Regions from separate parts of the Homo sapiens genome. Here region 2 is linked to region 1. Evidence: chromatin contacts called from ENCODE Hi-C or POLR2A ChIA-PET data. All regions are on one chromosome and are shown on one strand. Each heading gives the region's core, a stretch centred on a gene start or an enhancer-like site at or near the end of the contact. The rest is flanking DNA. Distances are from core to core; before and after follow the strand shown.

What was found. A loop is a pair of places that touch in the nucleus more often than their neighbours do. ChIA-PET counts read pairs that join two places held with the same protein, here RNA polymerase II (POLR2A). Pooled maps may share reads with other maps.
Region 2: a pooled map shows a loop between it and region 1 (5-fold over the local background). The contact joins the promoter of DCP1A here to the promoter of ACY1 in region 1. A Hi-C loop is called at or near these places in 1 of 168 maps with a recorded cell type or tissue (naive thymus-derived CD4-positive, alpha-beta T cell) and 7 of 50 pooled maps. POLR2A ChIA-PET finds 5 or more read pairs at or near these places in 1 of 52 experiments (HepG2).

Annotation. Positions count from the first base shown.
Region 1 is chr3:51,982,004-51,985,140 of GRCh38, forward strand. It overlaps ACY1 (aminoacylase 1), which reads left to right and starts at 1,532. Exons shown (of 15, transcript NM_000666.3): 1 at 1,532-1,586; 2 at 2,044-2,155. The coding sequence starts at 2,062. It overlaps ABHD14A-ACY1 (ABHD14A-ACY1 readthrough), which reads left to right. Exons shown (of 17, transcript NM_001316331.2): 4 at 2,044-2,155. RefSeq lists a silencer at 1,117-1,566.
Region 2 is chr3:53,346,107-53,349,309 of GRCh38, forward strand. It overlaps DCP1A (decapping mRNA 1A), which reads right to left and starts at 1,437. Exons shown (of 10, transcript NM_018403.7): 1 at 1,277-1,437. The coding sequence starts at 1,411. RefSeq lists enhancers at 445-1,035, 1,036-1,626, 1,162-1,931.

The DNA of each region.
Region 1 (3,137 bases), core at 282-2,781:
TCACCTGAGGTCAGGAGTTCAAGACCACCCTGGCCAACATGACAAACCCTGTCTCTACTAAAAATACAAAAATTAGCCCAGCGTGGTGGCACGCACCTGTAATCCCAGCTACTCTGGAGGCTGAGGCAGGAGAATCACTTGAACCCAGGAGGCGGAGTTTTCAGCGAGCCGAGAAGGAGCCACTGCACTCCAGCCTGGGCAGCAGAGTGAGACTCCATCTCAAAAAAATAAATAGCTAAATAATTAGCCAGCATTGTTATGAGTTAAAGTCTATTTGCCCGCATGAATAAATAGGTAAATAATTAGCCAGCATTGTTGTGAGTTAAAATCTATTTGCCCGCATGACAGAGTGAGACTCTGTATCAAAAAAATAACTAAATAAAGAATTATCCAGCATTGTTATGAGTTAAAGTCCATTTGCCCCCATGTTATGTGTGAGCAGCCAAGACTTAAACCTCAGGAAAGGTGGGACAGAACCCTTCCCACAGCGTGCCTCCTTGGCCTAGAGATTGAAGTCTTTGTCCCTCACCCTTCCCCAAGCTGACTCAGCCCCTGGAGCAGAGGGCAGACCTGGCTGGGAGTACAAAGGGCAGCTGGGGCACAAGTGGGCAACTGCAGCTGTGGCCTGCAGGGGGCCAGTGGTACACCTGTGCCTGTTTAGCCTCCCCCTCTGGTGGCTGCAGAAGAGCCAGTTTCCTCACACTGTCCATCCAGGGTCACAATTACATCCATTCACAGTGACTTCATCACACCCACCCACCATCTCACACTGTCACATACACAATCATATCCACTGATAGACTGCACACGCAGTGGCACGCTTAAACCGTCACACGTGCTCTTGTCCATGCATTCATTCCCATTCTAGGCACTGTCCGGGCTCGGCACGGCCCCGGGCAGAACCTTGCAGGAAGTGGAGCTCACAGCCTCCTGGAGTTCAGTGTGGGCAGACAGACATTGGCCAATAACTTCAGTACAAGTGGAGCTGAGGCGTCAGGGAGGACCTCCCCGAGGGGCTGAGGCCTGCAGTGGGGAGCCGTTGGAGACTTGCCGAGGAGGGCGAGGGCGCAGGCCCAGGGCTTTGCAGCTCTGCATCTTGAGAGCCTCGGGGCGGCCCCCTTTCCTCCCGCCCTATCCGGGGGCTGAAGGAGGAGGCGCCCTTAGGGGACGGGACCGTCCTGAGCTCCCGGCGCATACCTGGGGGCAGGAGTGGCAGGCGTGTCGTGTGGGGCGGGGCGAGCCTGTCAGAGCAGGGCCAGCCCGGAGCTCGCAACTCGCGGGGCGGCGCTGGCCGCGGCGGCCGCTGCCCGGGGACGGGATCCGGATCTAATCCTCCAGTAATCTCGCTGAGGCCCGAACCAGAGGCGGGCGGGGACATCCGCGCCGACGCGGCCGCTGGCGCCGGGACGGCCCTCACTGACGGTCTTCGGTCTCCGCCCCGACATCCGGCCTCGGCCACGTGGTGGGCGGACCGGGGCGGTCCTGAGCCTGCGACCTCGCAGGCGACCTCGCTGGACCCTAAGTCCAGGCCACAGTCAGGGAAGGGCGCTGAGAGGCGAGCGTGAGCCCAGCGACAGGAGAGTGAGGTGGGGGCCCTGGGGAGGGATAGAGGGACTGGGGCTCCGTGGCTTGAAAGCCGGGCAACTGGGAGGCGTTGGGGTTTTTCTTGTTTGTTTTTTGTTTTTGTTTTTGCCTTTTTTTTTTTTTAGGAGGGCGGGGGGAGTACAAGTCTGGGTTCAAACCTTGCTCAGCTACTCTATGAGCTGTCCTTGAACCTCTCTGAGCCTCTCAGCTTTCTCCTCTGTAAAGTGGGCATTCTGAGCACAAACTTCATGGGGCTCTTTTGGGGATTAAATAAGGAAATGTGCTGGAAGCAGACAGCCCAGCGCCTGAAACAGAATGGGTGCTCCTTAATGGGGGCTCCGAAACACGGTATCCTACCCCTGTGGGAAGTCCGGGAGCCGCCGTGGGGACAGGCTGTGTGCAGGAGCTCACCATTTCCAGGGTCTTGGAGGGGTAGTTAGCCATTCACTTTGCCCCCAGCTCACCACGCGCAGCGCCATGACCAGCAAGGGTCCCGAGGAGGAGCACCCATCGGTGACGCTCTTCCGCCAGTACCTGCGTATCCGCACTGTCCAGCCCAAGCCTGACTATGGTGAGAAGACGGTGGTTCCAGAGCCTGTGACGGGGCCTAAGGGACGGGGACTGTGCTCTAAACCAGCCTCCAACCCCTGTCACCCAGCTGAGCCCCACTCTGCTGTCCCAAATGGCTCCCCAACCCCTCCAGCCATTCCCCAAGTAAATAGACTGAGGCAGCCCCTCCAGGTTAGGGAGGAACCCTTTCCCCAGAGACTCTGCTGCTGACCAAGGTTACTCCTGGCAGCTGGTTAAAGAAAAACTTCACCTCACTCTCCAGGGCAGGAGTGGTGGGGGAAGCCTGAGGCAGCCACAGGGAAAGGAGAGGCCCTCCAGAAGCCCACTGGGGCTGGACAAAGGCCACAGCCCTTAGGGAGTCAAGCTTGGTGGCTAGGGCCTGGGAGGTGGCTCCTGCCTGTTATCCCAGCACTTCAGGAGGTTGAGGCTGGCAGATTGCTTGGGCCCAGGAGTTCAAGACTAGCTTGAGCAACATGGCAAGACTCTGTCTCTACAGAAAAAATACAAAAATTAGTCAGGAATGGTGGCACACCTGTAGTCCCAGCTACTCCAGAGGTTGAGGTGGGAGGATCGCTTGAGCCTGGGAGGTTGAGGCTGCAGTGAGCCGAGATCGCACCACTTCACTCCTGCCTTGGTGACAGAGTGAGACCCTGTCTCAAAAAAAAAAAAAAAAAAAGGAAAAGAAAAAAAAAAAACTTAGTGGCTGGGAATTGTGTACATGGGTCCAAATTCCTCCTCTGTGATTAATCAGCTGAGAGATGGTGGGTGAATCTCTTCATGTCTCTGTGCCATAGTTTCCCATATTTAAGGAAGATAACACCTTCCTCCAACCCTGTGTCCAGACATCCCCCTGGACTTCCAGAAAGGGTCACTGAGTAGCCAAAAATATCTTCTTTCTTGGGGATGGAAATGCAAGCATCTCTGAGGGATATGGAGTGTGTCGGGGAGGCAGCAGCCCATTTCTGGGTATGCTCCACTCTCCG
Region 2 (3,203 bases), core at 187-2,686, 1.4 Mb after region 1:
TTCACCATTTGTCGGCAATCCATATTTCAAAATTTATATATAGGCCAAGAAAAGAAAAAAGATTCATAAAATTTCAAACTAAGGCAATGTCTAAAATAGCTACATTTAAAAAACAATCTACAATTTTATTCCTTGTGGCTTCCCATATCTCCTTCTCTTCCAGGAGGCAAAGATAAACAACGTGATTATAAAAACTCTTCATCTGAATTAACTGTTCATAAATGCCAAATGATTTTCGATAAATTACTGATAAATATAATCTATGCAACTGTATTATAGGGTAAACGACATACTACGGTCATCTTCCAGAGTTCTGTCAGTTTAAGGATTTCGTATCTTATTGAAATGTGAACTCCAGTCATTGGTGAATTCAATCCAACAAGCATTTACGTATTACTTTCTAAGTGTAAAGCCTGTAGCTGAATGAGTTAATTAGGAAGGGTCAATTACAAGAAAGTGGGAAATTATGCTTTTTAAACAACTAACAAAGCTTCAAGCAGGGGCTAACAAGAATCAGTGAACACACTGAATGTGACTTTTCGGACCCTCCCCAGTGCACGAAAGCCAGAAAGTACTGAGTCCGAGGGGAGCATTCAGAGATGACATCACCAGCATCATAGATGGAACAAAACACATTTACAGGGTCTCTCTTGTTTGTACAAAGGTCTTCGGGGATCCAGTGAACACGGAAGCCCTTTTCCTAAGTGCCTTGGAATCTTTTCCGAAACTCTGTGTAGTTCGATTAAAGCCGGACCCACCCACCCCCTCCTTCCAAGAATCGAAACTAATTGGATTTTAAACTTTAAACCCAAATGACCTCTGCGACAGGGGCTCTCATTTACGTTTGCCAGGGGGAGAGGAGGAGTGTTTATTTTATAGATAATGTACATATAATTTATCTAATAATCCGCAAAGCCTCAAACACAAGCTTTCAGGCACCCTTTTGACCCCACCGGTCTTATAACTCCCAATGTATCTGCAAAGAAGGCAGGTCGCCCACGTCCCCAGACCCGACGCCAAGGGACTGATCCTGCTCCAATCCTCCCCTCCACTGGCTTTTCCTTGGGATGTCTCGAGCCACTTCTCTCACTCCTATCCCCCAATCCCAAGCGGACCCGACACCCCTCAGGCTCTGGCTAGGCTCTTGGCCAGACCCTGGCCTCGTCTCCACCGCCCTGGCCTCTTAGTGTGCCCCCCCACCCCACAGTAACCCGCGCGGCCCCTTTAAGAGACGGCAGCGGCCGGGTGGCCGTCCTCAGGGCCAGGCGGCACTCACCCACTGGTTGGCCTTGGGGCAGAAGGTGTACAGAGCGACCTGGCCCGTGAGGTCTGCGATGCTGGTGATATAGGGGTCGTGTTGCTTCAGGGCCGCTAGGCTCATCTCCTGCCCAGCTCGACTCAGCGCCTCCATCTTGAATCCCAGAGCCTAGCCCCTCTGGTGGGGGCGGAGTCGCGGACAGGAAAGTGCCATCGAGGCAAAATTCCCCCATCTGCGTCAGTCCCCTCAACTTCCGCCTCTACGCGGGCCTCGCGGCAGGGCGGTACGTCAGCCATTCTGGTCCGCCGCGCGCACGCTCCGGGCGCCGGGTTCCGGCGTTGTCAGGGTCCGCGGCCCTACGATGTGGGCGGTGTCCAAGGCTGCGTAGTGGAGCTTGCAGGCTGGAGCTCCGGCGCTTCCTTTCCCTGAGCTAAAACGACTGGGTCCTGGGATCTGGCCTCTAGCTCGCCTGCCGAGCTCTTTCCAGGCAAAGGTTGGAGACCGCCGAAGTGCCGGCCTCGCGGTGCGCTGTCTGGCAGGGCCCGGGGCCACAGAAGGAAAACATGTCTGTGGAATGTGGAAATGCGGGACTCTACCGGGCCCGTTTAGAGAGCACAGAAAAACATGGGGGAAAGGGAGAGGCGAGAAGCCCAGAAAATTACCCTAGGTCTCAGATATGGATGTGTCGACCTAAAAGGAAGAAGACTCTGGGGCAAAATAAATGCAAGCAGAGAGTTTATTTGGGCCAAGCTTGAGGATTGCACCCCAGGAGCATAGATTCAAGTTGCCTTGAATATATACACTGATTAGCAGAAGGTACAAGTGGATTTTTTTTCTTTTTTTTTGAGACGGAGTTTCACTCTTGTCGCCCAGGCTGAAGTGCAGTGGCGCGATCTCGACTCACTGCAACCTCCGCCTCCAAGGTTCAAGCGATTCTCCTGTCTCAGCGTCCCCAGTAGCTGGGATTACATGGGCGCGCCACCATGCCCTGATAATTTTTGTGTTTATAGTAGAGACGGGGTTTCGCCATGTTGGCCAGGCTAGTCTCGAACTCCTGACCTCAGGCGATCCACCCGCCTCTGCCTCCCAAAGTGCTGAGATTACAGGCTTGAGCCACCGCGCCCGGCCCTTTTCTTTTTTTCTTTTTGAAACGGAGTCTCGCTCTTTTGCCCAGGCAGGAGTGCCGTGGCACAATCTCAAGCTCACTGCAACCTCTGCCTCCAGGGTTCAAGCGATTCTCCTGCCTCAGCCTCCCAATTAGGTGGGATTACAGGCGCCCGCCACCACACCTGGCTAATTTTTTCTTTTTCTTTTTCTTTTTTTTGAAATGGAGTTTCGCTCTGTCGCCCAGACTGGAGTGCCGTGGCGCGATCTCAGCTCACTGCAACTTCTGCCTCCTGGGTTCAAGCGATTCTCCTGCGTCAGCCTCCAGAGTAGCCGGGATTACGGGCGCCCGCCACCACGCCCAGCTAATTTTTGTATTTTTTTTAGTAGTGACGAGGTTTCACCACATTGGCCAGGCTGGTTTTGAACTCCTGACCTCAGGTGATCTGCCCTCCTTGGCCTCCCAAAGTGCTGGGATTACAGGCGTGAGCCACTGCGTCTGACCCACATAAATATTTTTGTCCAGCCCTGGGAAGAGTCCATGAAGGGTTTAATTTGTCTTGCTTCATTTAAAGCATTAAGCAGATCACTCATTTCATTGGTAAGTGTCTGTTGAGCATTTTAAAGCGTTTGAAAGAGTTAGGCACTAGCTAACAAGTAAAACAAATCATGGAGACTATAGGGAGTTCTATCCCCGCCAGACTTCTTAAAAAGCAACATTTCTTTCGTTAAAAAGGTCATGGAGGCTGGGCGTGGTGGCTCATGCCTGTAATCCCAGCACTTTGGGAGGCTAAGGTGGGAAGACCGCCTGAGGTCAGGAGTTTGAGACCAGCCTGGACAA